Linked DNA regions of Homo sapiens: region 1 is linked to region 2. Evidence: chromatin contacts called from ENCODE Hi-C or POLR2A ChIA-PET data. All regions are on one chromosome and are shown on one strand. The core of a region is the stretch at or near the end of the contact, and the rest is flanking DNA. Distances in the headings are between cores, read along the strand shown. Region 1 overlaps PLXDC1 (plexin domain containing 1). Region 2 overlaps LASP1 (LIM and SH3 protein 1).

Region 1 (7,317 bases), core at 4,032-6,531, 220 kb before region 2:
GGGTGCTCTTGGAAAAGCAGGATCTAGAATGCATTTCTGTTGGCCTTGTAAGGCTTCCTGGTATATGTGCCCTGCGATCGAAGGGCAGGGACTGGGATGTCCCCCTCCCCACAGTAATCCCATCCACGCCTCCTGGGTTGGACCCAGCTGCCTCAGCACCATCCTGACCAGCCTGGCCAGCCAAGCCTCTCTAGCAGCCCTGCAGGACGTCCTTGGTTGCTTGCCCCAGCATTTCCTCCTGCCAGTTGGCTGGCAGGTGATGGGCCGACTGTGACAGCTTAGCCAGAGTTCCTGTCCAGAAATGTCTTGAGCTCAGCCAAGGTAAATGCTGCCCCGCTGTCAGAAATGAAGTGCCTGTCGGGCCTCTGGGCATGACTAATTGAGGCGGAAGAAATACTGTAACTGCTGACGTTTCAGATGGAGCTGGGGGTTGCTTTGAGGAGGCAGCCTCCACAATCAAGCCCTTTCCTGGAAAGGCCCAAACAAATCAGGGTAATAGCTCCCACTTCTCAAATACCTCCTGTGGGCCAGGCACTGGGCTAAGAGCTTTGTGTTGATATGTTTTGTCTAATCCTTTCAAGAAACCCCTTTCAAGAACCTTGCAAGAGGCCAGGCGCGGTGGCTCATGCCTGTAATCCCAGCACTTTGGGAGGCCGAGGCGGGTGGATCACCTAAGGTCAGGAGTTCGAGACCAGCCTGGCCAACATGGTGAAACCCCGTCTCTACTAAAATTACAAAAATTAGCTGGTGTGGTGGCTCACATCTGTAATCCCAGCTACTTGGGAGGCTGAGGCAGTAGAATCACTTGAATCCAGGAGGTGGAGTTTGCAGTGAGCTGAGATGCGGCTATTGCACTCCAGCCTGGGCAACAGGAGTGAAACTCCGTCTCAAAAAAAGAGGAACCTTGCAAGAAAGGTCACTGATGAGGGAACTGACCCTCAGAGAAGAGAGGAATGCTGGACACCAACCATTACATAATGGAGCCCATTTTGGAACTTGGGTCTGTCTTACTCCACAGACAATATGTTTGATCCTAGAGCAATGGTTTTCGAATTGTGCTCCATGGAACCCCGAGGGTCTGAGGAGCGCTTCACGGGCTGCTGTGGGAGTGAGGGTGGCAGAAAAGGAAGTAGCACAGCAAGCTAGGCTCCAACCCTTCTCTGTCCTTCTCCCAATGTGGCTTTACTTTGATGTGATTTGTGTATTGAGCTTCTATGAAAGATTTGTTGGAAGAAATGATTTCAGGACCAAAAATGTTTGAAATCCATATCACACTGCCTCCCAAAACAAATGTGGATTATTGATCAGGGCTTCTTGCACACATTTCAAGGAAACATCATTCCATTTGGTGGACTTGCCAAGCGGCGTGGCTCGTGTAACCCTCACTGAGCTCCTTTGTAATGTCAAGTCATCCTGGTCAGAGCTTCTACAATGGGCTGTGAATTGTGTGAATTCCTTGGGAAGGTTCACTGCCAGGCAAGGTCTCCGCATCCTTTTTAAGAGGCACATCAATATGGATTATAGTGACCATACCCTGGGATAGACTGGCCTGGTGTTGGGGGCCTAGGTTCCTGCTATCTTGCGGCTCTGCCTTCTAAAACATGTGCTTTCCATTTTGTAGCTCAAGATGGCTATTTCAGCTCCCACCATCACATCTGCATCCCAGCCAGGCAGAGAGAGGGCACCCCAGTCTTTTTTTTTTTTTTTTTTTTTTTTTTGAGACAGAGTCTCGCTCTGTCACCCAGGCTGGAGTGCAGTGGTGCGATTTGGCTGAAGTGATTCTCCTGCCTCAGCCTCCTGAGTAGCTGGGATTACAGGTGTGCCTCACCACGCCTGGCTAATTTTTAAATATTTTTAGTAGAGACGGGGTTTCAACATGTTGGCCCGGCTGGTCTCAAACTCCTGACTTCAAGTGATCCGCCTACCTCGGCCTCCCAAAGTGCTGGGATTTCAGGCGTGAGTCACTGCACCCAGTCCCCCCCCCCTTTTTTTTTTTTTTTTTGACAGAGTCTTGAACTGTCAACCAGGCTAGAATGCAGTGGCGTGATCTCAGCTCACGACAACCTCCACCTCCTGGGTTCAAGTGATTCTCCTGTGTCAACCTCCCGAGCAGCTGGGATTACAGGCGCCCACCACCACACATAGATAATTTTTGTATTTTTAGTAGAGATGGGGTTTCGCCATGTTGGCCAGGCTGGTCTCGAACTCCTGGCCTCAAGTGATCTGCCGGCCTCAGCCTCCCAAAGGGGTGAGCCTCCGGACCCGGTCACCCATTCTTATTACGGGCAATCTTTCTGCTCATCTTCCATTGGCCAGACATAGTCATGTAGCCATACCTAGCCATAAGGAGGGCTGGGAAATATGGTTTAACTGTGTGACTGTGTGCCTAGCTATAACTGGGAGCCTCTGCAACTCAAGGAAGAAGGAGAGAGTGGTTATTGGGAGGCAGTTATTAGTCTTTGCCATGGGTGGGGTTCCTCCATCAAAACTGCCCATGTGGGTGGCAGCGTGATAAGGGGCCTATGGTGGCAGTTGGGAAGTATCCCCAAAGTTGGTGAATTTCAAGCCATGGGACTCTTTTTCCCAATGGCCAGCCAAGAAGCTAGCAGTGATTGACTTTAGAGAAGAAGAATCACAGTGGTGTTGGCAGAGAAATCAAACTAGGAGGTTTATTCTGAGCCTCTATGAGCGATTGCAGCCTGGAGAAAACACAAACCCAAGAAGCCTTGAGTAAGTGATCCTGAGACAGGTGACAACTCTGCTTTATACATTTTAGGGAAGCAGAAGTTACCGGCAAAGTCATAAATTAATATATGGAGTTTATATGTTGCTTTGGCCCAAAAAAGGTGAGCTATCTTGAAGTGAGAGCTCACAGGTCATAGGTGGGTTCAGAGATTCTTTAATTTGCAATTGGTTAAAGGAGTAAGGCTTTGTTCAAAAACCTGGAGTCAGTAGAGGCCAAGTGCAGTGGCTCATGCCTGTAATCCCAGCACTTTGGGAGGCCGAGGTGAGAGGATCGCTTGAGTCCAGGAGTTTGAGACCAGACTGGGCAACATGGTGAAACCTTGACTCTACAAAAAATTTAAAAATTAGCTGGGTGTTTGGCCAGGTGCAGTGGCTCATGCCTGTAATCCCAACCCTGTCTCTACTAAAAATACAAAATTATACAAAATTAGCTGCGCGTGATGGCGCATGCCTGTAATCCCAGATACTTGGGAGGCTGAGGCAGGACAATCACTTGAACCCGGGAGGTTGCAGGGAGCCGAGATTGTGCTATTGCACTCCACCCTGGGCAACAGGAGCAAAACTCTGTCTCAAAAAAAAAAAAAAAAAAAAAATTAGCTGGGTGTGGTGGCATATGCCTGTGATCCCAGCTACTCAAGAGGCTGAGGCGGAAGGATCACTTGAGCCCTGGAGGTCGAGGACTGAGGCTGCAGTGAGCCATGATCAGGCAAGAGAGTGAGACCCTGTCTCAAAAAAAAAAAAAAAACCTAAAATAAATAAAAATAGAAAACTTGGAGTCAGTGGAAAAGAATGTTTAAGATAAAGAAGTTTGCTAATCATCATGTGATCTGCCAATCATATCATGCCATGTATCGTATGATCTGCCAGAGTCACATCATCTCATGCCTTATCTGATATGTCATGTGATATGTCAGAGCAAGACTCAATATGCTGGGTCAGGCCAGGCGCAGTGGCTCACACCTGTAATCCCAGCACTTTGGGAGCCCGAGGAGGGTGGATCACCTGAGGTCGGTCTCTACTAAAAATACAAAATTTAGCCGGGCGTGGTGGCGGGTGCCTGTAATCCCAGCTACTTGGGAGGCTGAGGCAGGAGAGTCGCTTGAACCTGGGAGGCAGAGGTTGCCGTGAGCCGAGGTGGTGCCATTGCACTCCAGCCTGTGTTACATGAGCGAAACTCCATCTCAAAAAACAAAACAAAAAAGCGCTGGGTCAGAGTGGCCTGCAGGGGTGCGTGATTTAACCCGTGCCTGTCATGGCCTTAGGTCCTCTTTATAATTTGATATCATATTGCCACAGAGTCCATTCTGTCTGTCTTCTGATCTCTATTTTAATATTAATGCTGGTAGTTGTGTCTAAACTGCAAAAGGGAGGGGTTACAATGAGGTGTGTCTGGTCTCCCATCCCATTATGGCTGGGAACTCAGCTTTTCTGGGGTCTCATTGGCCAAGAGGGGGTCCATTCAGTTGGTTGGGGGACTTAGGATTTTATTTTTAGTTTACAGTGGCTGATGTGTTGCCAGGGAAAAGTTCTCCCAGAAATTTAGTTTCTCAGTTCTCTCTTCTCATTCATATTCTTTTTAAAAATGAAGTTAAAAAAAAATTTTTTTTGAGACAGGGTCTCACTCTGTCGCCCAGGCTGGGGTGCAGTGGTGCGATCTTGGCTCACTGCAGCTTCAACTTCCCAGGCTCAAACGATTCTCCTGCCTCAGACTCTGAATAGCTCGGACTATGGGAGCACGCCATCACCCCTGGCCAGTTTTGGTATTTTTTGTAGAGATGGTGGTTTCAACATGTTGCCCAGGCTGGTCTCGAACTCGTGAGCTCAAGTGATCCACCCACCTGGGTCTCCCAAAGTACCAGCATTACAGGCCTGAGCCTCCACGCCCGATCTAATTTAATTTTTTAATTGACAAATAATTGTACATATTCATGGGGTACATAGTAATGTTTCAATACATATAATGTATAGTGATCAGATCAGGGTAATTTGCACATTCATAATCTCAAACACGTACCCTTGCTTTGTGGTGGGCTCATTCACACTCTTGCTGTCTGTACCAGTGAAGGACTGCCTGGGCTCACCCTGGAGGTTTTTCCTCTGATCACCTCATAAGCAAGGCTATTCTATTTAAGGTCCTTTTGGTTCTGAGGAGCTATTTGAGCTGTCCCACAGAGAAGGATTATCGTGAGGGTGCAGAAGACGATCATGGGAGACCCAAGGGCTGGACATGAAGGACAGCCAGACCTCAAGGAAGCTGGAAAGCTGTTGGGAACCAGGTCCCCTCCCCCAGTTCTTGCCTCCTTTTCATTAATTCATCATATGTTTATTGAAGCCAAATGTATATAAGGTCTGCCTTTCCTTTCTGTGGATCAGAAGTCTTCTGCAGACAGCTCAGGATGGTTTCGGTTCCTTTTTTTCTTTTTTTCTCACAGACTCTGTTCATCTTGAATGGTTTCAGTTCCTAAGTCTCCAAGATCTTTCAACTCAGCTCTCTTGCTGCCAGCTTCTCAGTTTCCCAATTTCACCCTCCCGGGTGGTGATCTGATTGGCTCAGGCTGCACAAGCTGTAGATTGTAGGCTTCCAATAGATGAGCTGCTTTTGAATCATGTGATTACCTATGTCCAATCAGTCTGAGGAAGCACAGGGTCATGTAGGAGACTGTGATGGGTGTAGTCAACTCAGCAGGGCCTACGGGTCTGGGGGCAAACGTCATTGGGATGGGGATGGAGCATCCTAAAACATGTCTGGTACAAGGATATTATTTAAAATATAATGTCACACCTGAAATTTTAGTTAGCAGGGCTCCATACAACATTGATGTTTCAGGAGCATCAGAAATTGTAGACTAGGCGGACATGGTGGCTCATGCTTGTAATCCCAGCACTTTGGGAGACCAAGGTGGGTGGATCACCTGAGGTCAGGAGTTCAAGAACAGCCTGGCCAACATGGTAAAACCCCTGTCTCTATTAAAAATACAAAATTAGCTGGGTGTGGTGGTATGCACCTGTAATCCCAGAGACTCTGGAGGGTGAGGCAGGAGAATCGCTTGATCCCAGGAAGCAGAGGTTGCAGTAGCCCAGATCTCACCATTGCACTCCAGCCTGGGCGACAAGAACGAAACTCCATCTCAAAAAAGAAGAAAAGAAAAGAGAGAGAGACAGACAGACAGAGAGAGAAAGAAAGAAAGAGAAAGGAAGGAAGAGATTGAGAGGAAGGAAGGAAGAGATTGAGAGAGAGAGAGGAAGGAAGGAAGGAAGGAAGGAAGGGAGGGAGGGAGGGAGGGAGGGAAGGAATTCTAGACTAAAAGGACTGGCTCTAGAACGCCGCGGGTAGGTGGCAATAGCTTTCATTGCATCACTGATGCTCAGCCCTGAGGAACCTGGGTAAACTCTGGCCTCATAAAGAACTGGATGGAGACAATCAATACAGGCAATGGAGCAGCCCTGCCCCAGCTGAAGTCTCTTCTTTTTCATTCCACAAGGCCTGAGTGGTTGGCAGAACTGTTGCACCTCCCTGGGCATGTGGACAGATTGGAGGATGCTGGCCAATCAAACCCTTTACTCAGCTCTGCTTCCAGAAAGTAAAAGGCATGTCTCTTGGTTTTGTTTTGTGACAATGTCTTGCTCTGTTGCCCAGGCTGGAATGCAGTGGCATGATCATGGCTTACTGCAGCTTTGATCCCTTGGGATCAGGCAATCCTCCTGCCCCAGCCTCACAAGTAGCTGGGACTACAGGTGCATGCCACCATGCCCAGCTAATTTTTGCATTTTTTTTTTTGTAGACTTGGGGGGAGGGTCTCACTATGTTGCCCAAGCTGGTCTTGAACTCCTGGATTCAAGCGATGTTTCTGCCTCAGCCTCCCAAAGTGCTTCTTGTCTTTTGAGAGTACTGGTTCATTGGTTGGATTCAGATGGCAAGTGGACATTGCGGTTGACTTTTCAACATATATTTTACCTTACAGCCTTGTACAATAGGAATGGGATCTTGGGTTCCATGATAATCCTACCCCCCAGCTGGTGTTTGGTTTAGGTGGAAGCTGTTTAGCATCTAGGGCTTCCTAGTCCAGAGGTGGCAGGGGACCCAGGTTGACCCTGCCATCTTGAAGCACACGTGTTCATTCAGTGGTCGGGGAGAGGTGTGCTGTGCCTGTCTTGCTTCCATGAGCCAGGGCTAGTTGCCACTGTCTGCCATCCCGTCACTACAAGATGCCTAGCCTTACAATGAAGCCCACACTGAAAGTGGCAGAGAAGAAAGACTGAAAGAGCTTGGTCTTGGTCATTGAGCCACATTCCCCGTCAACCCTGATGTCAGGCCTTTGCTCACCCAGCTTCCATTCCCCATTCCTAGCGGAGCCATGATCCCCAGTTCCTGGGGGAAGTAGACTGGTTTAACCAATCTGGCACGCCCTGGCCCTTGTAATAATCGGGGGCCACATCAGACTGAAGGGAAGATCTTGTGTTCCACTCTTGGTGCGAGGTTTCTCCTTTTGAACCCGACAAGGAAGCATGCTGCCTCAGTGGCTATAGGCAGCCCTCTTTGGACCAGGAGGCAGTCACACTTAGGACAATGTC
Region 2 (6,512 bases), core at 2,407-4,906:
AAACCCTGTCTCAAAAATAAAAATAGGCTGGGCTCGGTGTCTCACGCCTGTAATCCCAGCACTTTGGGAGGCCGAGGCGGGTGGATCACAAGGTCAGGAGATCAAGATCATCCTGGCTAACACGGCGAAACCCCATCTCTACTAAAAATACAAAAACTATTAGCCGGGCGTGGTGGCGGGCGCCTGTAGTCCCAGCTACTCACGAGGCTGAGGCAGCAGAATGGCGTGAACCCGGGAGGCGGAGGTTGCAGTGAGCCGAGATTGCGCCACTGCACTCCAGCCTGGGTGATAAACCAAGGCTCCGTCTCAAAAAAATAAAAATAAAAATAAAGCTCCCCTGGGGTTCTGAGGTACAGCCTGATCTGGCACCCTCTGACTTAGGGGTTGGTGAAGCTTTTTCAGACTTTTAGGTGGTGGCTCTCAAACTTCAGAGAGCACCACAGAAACCCAGGGAATGTGTCTAACATGCTGATTCCTGGGCCCCACTCCCAGAGACGCTGATTCTGGCAGCCAGGGGAGAAGGCCTGTGAGTCTGCATTTTCAGTCAACCCTACAGGTGACTGTGCTACAGCTGTCTGGAGGCCCATATCCGACAGACTGTAATTGCTTTCATTAAAACCAAGAGTCTCCAGGCTTTGCATTCACACCCTACAGGTCTCTGCTAAAGCTGCAAAAGCAGCTAGCAGGTCGGGGTCGATCCCTTCCCCCAGCTCCTGCAGAGGACCATTAGCTCACTGCAGCACCGCGAGAAGGGTAAAAGATGGTTATCTCCTGAGATGCGGATGGCTTGGCCAGGGTGGTGAGTTTTGTCACTAGGATATTAACACCTCTAACTGGGGGAGGGAAGAAGAGGAGGTGGCTTAGGCTGAGTGTGGAGTGTTCTGGAAGCCTTCCAGAAAGGGAAGCAGGGATGACTGGGCTTGTCTCCCCTCCTCCAAAACCCACAGGGTGAAGCAATGAGTGAACAGCCAGGGAGCTGGGGTTGCACATTGGGAGCAAGTGTCACTGATAAAAGACTAGAGCCTCTACATGAAAAGCCGCAGAGGCTGAAGAGCCGACATTCCAGTTCTGTGAACCATTCCGGGTTTTCCCCATAATCTAAGACCATCTTCCCCCTCCCCCACTTTCCAAGCCGAGAGCTCTGAAACACAGACCTAAGGGTCTTACCCTTTGCAGGGTCTGAGCCAAAGGGAAGCTCCAGGGCGTGAGGCCAGGCCCTAGCATATAAAGAGTCAACTGTGACAGGCCTCTGGAAGTTGGAGGGGAAGGAGGATTAGAGTGCCCGCCCTAGGCATCCCCTGCTAGCCAAAGGGAAGCATGCCATTTCCTCAGGCCACCAACTTCAAACTGCAGGTCAACAGTCCAGTTGCAAAACCCATTCACAGTAAGTCTGCAACCAGCATCTTTTTGGTTTTTTTTTGAGATGGAGTCTTGCTCTGTCGCCAGGCTGGAGTGCAGTGGCCCGATCTCGACTCACTGCAACCTCTGCCTCCCGAGTTCAAGCGGTTCTTCTGTCTCAGCCTCCCAAGTAGCTGGGATTACAGGCACACGCCACCACGCCCAGCTAATTTTTGTATTTTTAGTAGAGATGGGGTTTCACCATGTTGGCCAGGATGGTCTCGATCTCTTGACCTCATGATCCGCCCACCTCAGCCTCTCAAAGTGCTGGGATTACAGGCATGAGCCACCGCGCCTGGTCCTTTTTTTTTTTGGAAACAGGGTCTCACTCGGTTTCCCAGGCTGGAATGCAGTGGTGCAATTACGGCTCACTATAACCTCAAACCTCTGGGCTCAGGTGATCCTCCCACTTCAGCCTCCTGAATAGCTAGGACCACAGGCGTGTGCTATCATGCCTGGCTAGTTTTTGTATTTTTTTTTTTTTTTTTTTTTTTTTGTAGAAACAGTTTTGCTATGTTGCCCAGGCTAGTCTCAAACTCCTGGGCTCAAGCAATCCTCCCACCTCAGTCTCCCAAAGTGTTGGGAATACAGTCCTCAAAGGGGCTGTATTATGTGAGGGTGTATAGGGGCCTGCAACCAGCATCTTTAGAAAAGATCTGAATGTGGCCGGGTGCGGTGGCTCACACCTGTAATCTTAGCACTTTGGGAGGCCAAGGCGGGCACATCACCTGAGGTCAGGTGTTCAAGACCAGCCTGGCCAACATGGTGAAACCCTGTCTCTACCAAAAATACAAAAATTGGCCGGGGGTGGTGGTGTGCACCTGTAATCCCAGCTACTCCACTTGGGAGGCTAAGGCAGGAGAATCACTTGAACCCTGGAGGCGGAGCACCACTGCACTCCAGCCTGAGCAACAGAGTGAGACTCTGTCTCAAAAAAAAAAAAAAAGATCTGAACGCCCTCTAAGTAGGAAGTACTCATTCATGAAAGCTTCCATTCTGTTTTCCCTCTACATAAATGTATGCCTGTCAGATGGGTCAAGACGTACAATGTATATTTTACTGTAGGCTGAAGTCAGAGTTTGAAAGCCACCATTTTGGGCATGGCTGGTTCTGCTGTCTGTGGGCTGCCTGTGCTTCTGAAATCCACCTGACCCACCACTGCAGCCCACTCTATGCACGGCCCAGCCAAGCTCTTAAAGGAGCGCCCTGCTGAGGTGGCCAGGTGGAGGGTAGGAAGGGATGTGGAGCCCAGGGAGTGGGTGCTGAGACCACCGGAAAGCCAGGCTCCCCCGGCAATCTCTATCCCCAGTTCCTCAGCCCAGAGCAACAATGGGCAGCTCACTGATCCCTTCCTGTTCCAGACACGAAGACAGCTGCCTGCCTAAACCCTCCCTGGCAGGACCTCCTAGGCCAGGCTGGCTGGGCAGCCCCTGCAGTTCTGTGTGCGCATCCCCCATGGTTGCTGCTCACCGCAGTGCCCTGCCCCCGCATGCCTAAAGCCACACAGGCTGCTTGCCTGTGGCTCTGCCAAGCAGGAAACTGAGGCCTGTTCTCTGGCCACAGGTGCCATGGAGGGCACACGATGCTGGGGACAGTTGATCCCCTGCCCACTCTCCATGCCCACCCCTGCCACAGCCAGATGCCACTGACCATCAGGGAGGCGGGGGGTGTGAGCCAGGGGGTGCAGGGCTGGCGGGTGAAGCTGGCTGGGGTTTTTACACAGGAAGGAAGAGCAGGCTGATGTGGGGGAGGAGGCCAAGGAAGGGCGGAAATGACTGCAATGTCAGCACCCAGGCGCAGACCAGGGGAGGCCAGGTGCTCCCCGCCCCCCAGTTTTGACCTTTGTGCTAAGATGAGACATGCAGTCTTCACCGATACCCACGATATCCAGAAAAAAGAACAACAGTCAGAGAGAGTGGGGGCTGATTTAGCACACAGGCCCCCACAGAATACAGTCCCTTCAAGAAGAAAATGCTATGCGTGCTGGTGGTCTGGGGGTACACAGAGAAGAGGCATCTGGGAACCCCAAGCTCTTCCCCAGGCCCACCCTGGAGGGCAGGGGTAGTGGAGGCACTGGCCTCATTCACATCTGCCAGGCTTGCGTCTGCCAGGCTGGCAGGAAGGGGACCAAACAGAGGGCAGCAGGGATGCCGCAGGGCAGGGCAAGAGCTCACGTTACTGATCTGGTCCTGGGTCTTCTTGATTCTCTGGAGCTCGGGCGTGTCTGCCACTACGCTGAAACCTTTGCCCTTGTTCTTCTCAAACTCCTCCTTGTAGCGCACCTGCAGGAGGGGAGGAAGAGGGATTGGAGTCAGGCCAGGAGCCGAAAGGGCCTCGGCTTGGGGCCCCTCTGAGGCAGCAACCAGTCAGGAGACAGGGACAGGGAGTCAGCAGAAAGACCCTGATCAGAAGTCCCCAACTCAAAGCAGAGGCCTCAGCCAAAAGGTGTTAGACTCGTAATAATAAGCCACTACCAAGTCTTTGGTGCACAGTGAATGGCAGGCACAGAGTCCAGGGCCTTACATGAACCATCTCATTTAGATCCCACCATACATATAGCCACGCAATTAACAGCTCCAATTTACGGATCAGGAAACGGAGCCACAGAAAGGCAAAGTCCCCTGCCCAAGGTCACAGAGCTTAGCAGTCAATGTCCGGCACTACCAGAGTGCAAACCCTCATCTGCCTGACTCTTGACCCTTCACTCCCTGCCCATCCTGTCTGGAAGCTTATAGGAAAAAGGTTCTTTCCAGGGCTCCCAGGGTGGCCCCAGCCCTCATGTTAGCCAGGATGTGGCCCTGCCCACTACGCCTGGGGGAGCTTTTCAGCAACCAGCTGAGTGAGGGCTGTGCCAAAGGACAGAGTTGGTGCCCAGAAAGGAGGGTGGTGAGACAGCCCCAGGGAAGGCTCCATCAGTGCGCCTTTGACAGGCCCCGCGGATTCTGGGAGCCTGCCGGGATGGCTTCAGAGGCCACCGCCATAGGAGGGGAGGAAAGCAGCGGGGGTCAGACAGCATCTCAGCAGGTCTCCAAGCTCCAGGGAAGAACCCTTCCACCCCACCACAGTACTAGAGGGACTCAAGTCAGACATCAGAAAGGACTTCCCTGGCACGAAAGGAATTGAAATATGAGGAACAGCTTGTCCTCCCCTGAGGGTTTTGAAGAACAGAATGAGGCTGAGAAAACTCATGGAACAGGAAACTATTCCTTGGCTTCCAGAGACTTCACTGTCCACCTCATCAGCCATCTGTTCCAGACCCCACCAGCTGCTTGGATTTCCTCCACGGGGGCTGCACTGTCCTGGACACAGGTCAGCCCAGGACACAAACCCAGGCAGTTCCCTGGCAGGGAATCATCTGGCAGCAGCACCGAGCTGTGCTTGGACTGGAGCGACTGCGCATGCGCATGCAGCCACGGCCACACCTGTCAGGTCCTCTGCACATGCCTGTGGGGGTCAGAGTCCTTGTTTGTCTCCTGAAGCCCCCAGTCACTCATCCATGTGGTTCCCTCTCCTTCTCTGTTCTGATCCAGACAAGAAGGGCTTGGATGTGCTGTTCCCCATTAGTTCAGAAGTGAATGCAGTGGATAGAGGCACCAACCCACCCCAAGAGTCCAGAACCTGCCTAGCACCAGCTCTTCCTCAGTCCTGGAAGCCCTGGGCCAGCACGGTGACTCTTAGTGGGAGGCCCTTTGGGAAGCGGGCATCGGGGAAGGTAGGGCACTCAGAGGCAGAGAAATGTAGCTCCAGATACAGAAGCCCTGCATCTCAAGCCCCTGGCCTCGGTTTCTTCATCTGTAAAAGAGTTGTGACAGAAATCAGGTATAATATGGGGAGGGGGCTTCTTATCACCAAGTCTGGGCACAAAGCCAGGCGGAGCTAGCACTAACGCAGGCTCAGTCTCCCACTTCTGAGTGATCTTGGGCCAACGACTTCACATCTCAAGACTCAGTTCCCACATCTGTAAAATGGGGACCATAACGCCAGTCACTCCAACCCACGATACAGACAGTGGCTCTAAAGCAGCAGCGCACTGTGGAGGGCCAGTGTGAAAGTGCTCTGTCAGCAATGAAGTGCTGAACGAGTGCCAGTCCCCCACTCCGTCCCCTGCTTCCTGGCTTTGCAAGGGTCAGGCCCCTAATCCAGGGGAATAATCGCCATGGCGACGCTGCAATGACATCAGCAGGTTCCCAGGATCGGGAACTGCTTCTGCCTCCCCCTCCCTGTTGGGGAAGGATCATTCATTTCACTGCTAACATAGGAGGCCCACAGAGGGTAGGGGTGAGGGGTAGGGGCTGAGAAGGGAGGGAGCCTGGGATCAGCACCACCTTGCTGTGTGTTTCTAAGCAAGTCAGTTCCCCTCTCTGGGTCCCCTGAAGGGAGCTGGCTAGCTGATCTCTAAAATCCCTCCCATTTGGAGTCTGTGACCATTTTAAAGCACCTTCAGACCCTGACTATGGATAATCAAGACAGGGAGGCTCTTTGAAAGGTCTTTGGGTATGGAAGGGGTGGCAGAAGTGAAGGGTGGGGGGCCAGGGGTGTAGGGAGGGCCCAGCCCAGAGCCCCTCTTCAGGGCTCCCTTCTTGCCCTGGCAGGAGTGCTTGCCCCTGTTGTCTAGGATGGCTCACCAGGGTGCTGTGGGGGTCCCTGTGGAGGAAGGGACCTGCCCAAGGTCACAACCCAGTTGTCGCTCAGGCCAGGATGCAACTCAGCGCTTCGGTCAGAGGACCCCACTTCTGGGAGATGCCTGGGCTCCCAGAGGACCCCACTCCTGGGAGATACCTGGGCTCCCATTTTGGAAACTCTGCTGTCAGGCCCAGGACTGACTGACATCTGAGGCTCCTGACACCCAAACAACCACCATCCGTGAAACTCTAATTTTTCTGTCAGTTCTTAGTTGTTCTCCCTGGATCTATCTTGCTTCTCATCCCAGCAGACAGGAGGTGCAGATCAACATTTGTTGGATCATGAATGAATTGAATGCAGACACGTAATCTCCAAACAAAGCAGCATAATTGGGAAAACAACTGCCTTGATGACCCAATATAAGAAGAAGGATCATTACTTAAAAACAAAAATTATGCCAGGCACGGTGGCTCACGCCTGTAATCCCACCA

Evidence for each region. A loop is a pair of places that touch in the nucleus more often than their neighbours do. ChIA-PET counts read pairs that join two places held with the same protein, here RNA polymerase II (POLR2A). Pooled maps may share reads with other maps.
Region 1: a pooled map shows a loop between it and region 2 (2.7-fold over the local background). The contact joins two enhancer-like sites. A Hi-C loop is called at or near these places in 2 of 50 pooled maps. POLR2A ChIA-PET finds 5 or more read pairs at or near these places in 2 of 52 experiments (AG04449 and CD8-positive, alpha-beta T cell).

Annotation. Positions count from the first base shown.
Region 1 is chr17:39,116,780-39,124,096 of GRCh38, reverse strand. All of the region lies in intron 2 of PLXDC1 (plexin domain containing 1), which reads left to right. Among named protein-coding and RNA genes, the nearest start is that of PLXDC1, 31 kb to the left of the region's middle. RefSeq lists an enhancer at 4,862-4,911. Within about 2 kb of position 5,281, at least 2 of the 41 ENCODE cell types and tissues checked have a DNase peak (open chromatin) inside an H3K27ac peak, as active enhancers do.
Region 2 is chr17:38,895,580-38,902,091 of GRCh38, reverse strand. LASP1 (LIM and SH3 protein 1) reads right to left here. Exons shown (of 7, transcript NM_006148.4): 4 at 3,573-3,680. Among named protein-coding and RNA genes, the nearest start is that of MIR6779, 16 kb to the left of the region's middle. RefSeq lists enhancers at 103-728, 2,359-2,878, 2,899-3,218, 2,879-3,400, 3,629-3,738 and 3 more. Within about 2 kb of position 3,656, at least 26 of the 41 ENCODE cell types and tissues checked have a DNase peak (open chromatin) inside an H3K27ac peak, as active enhancers do.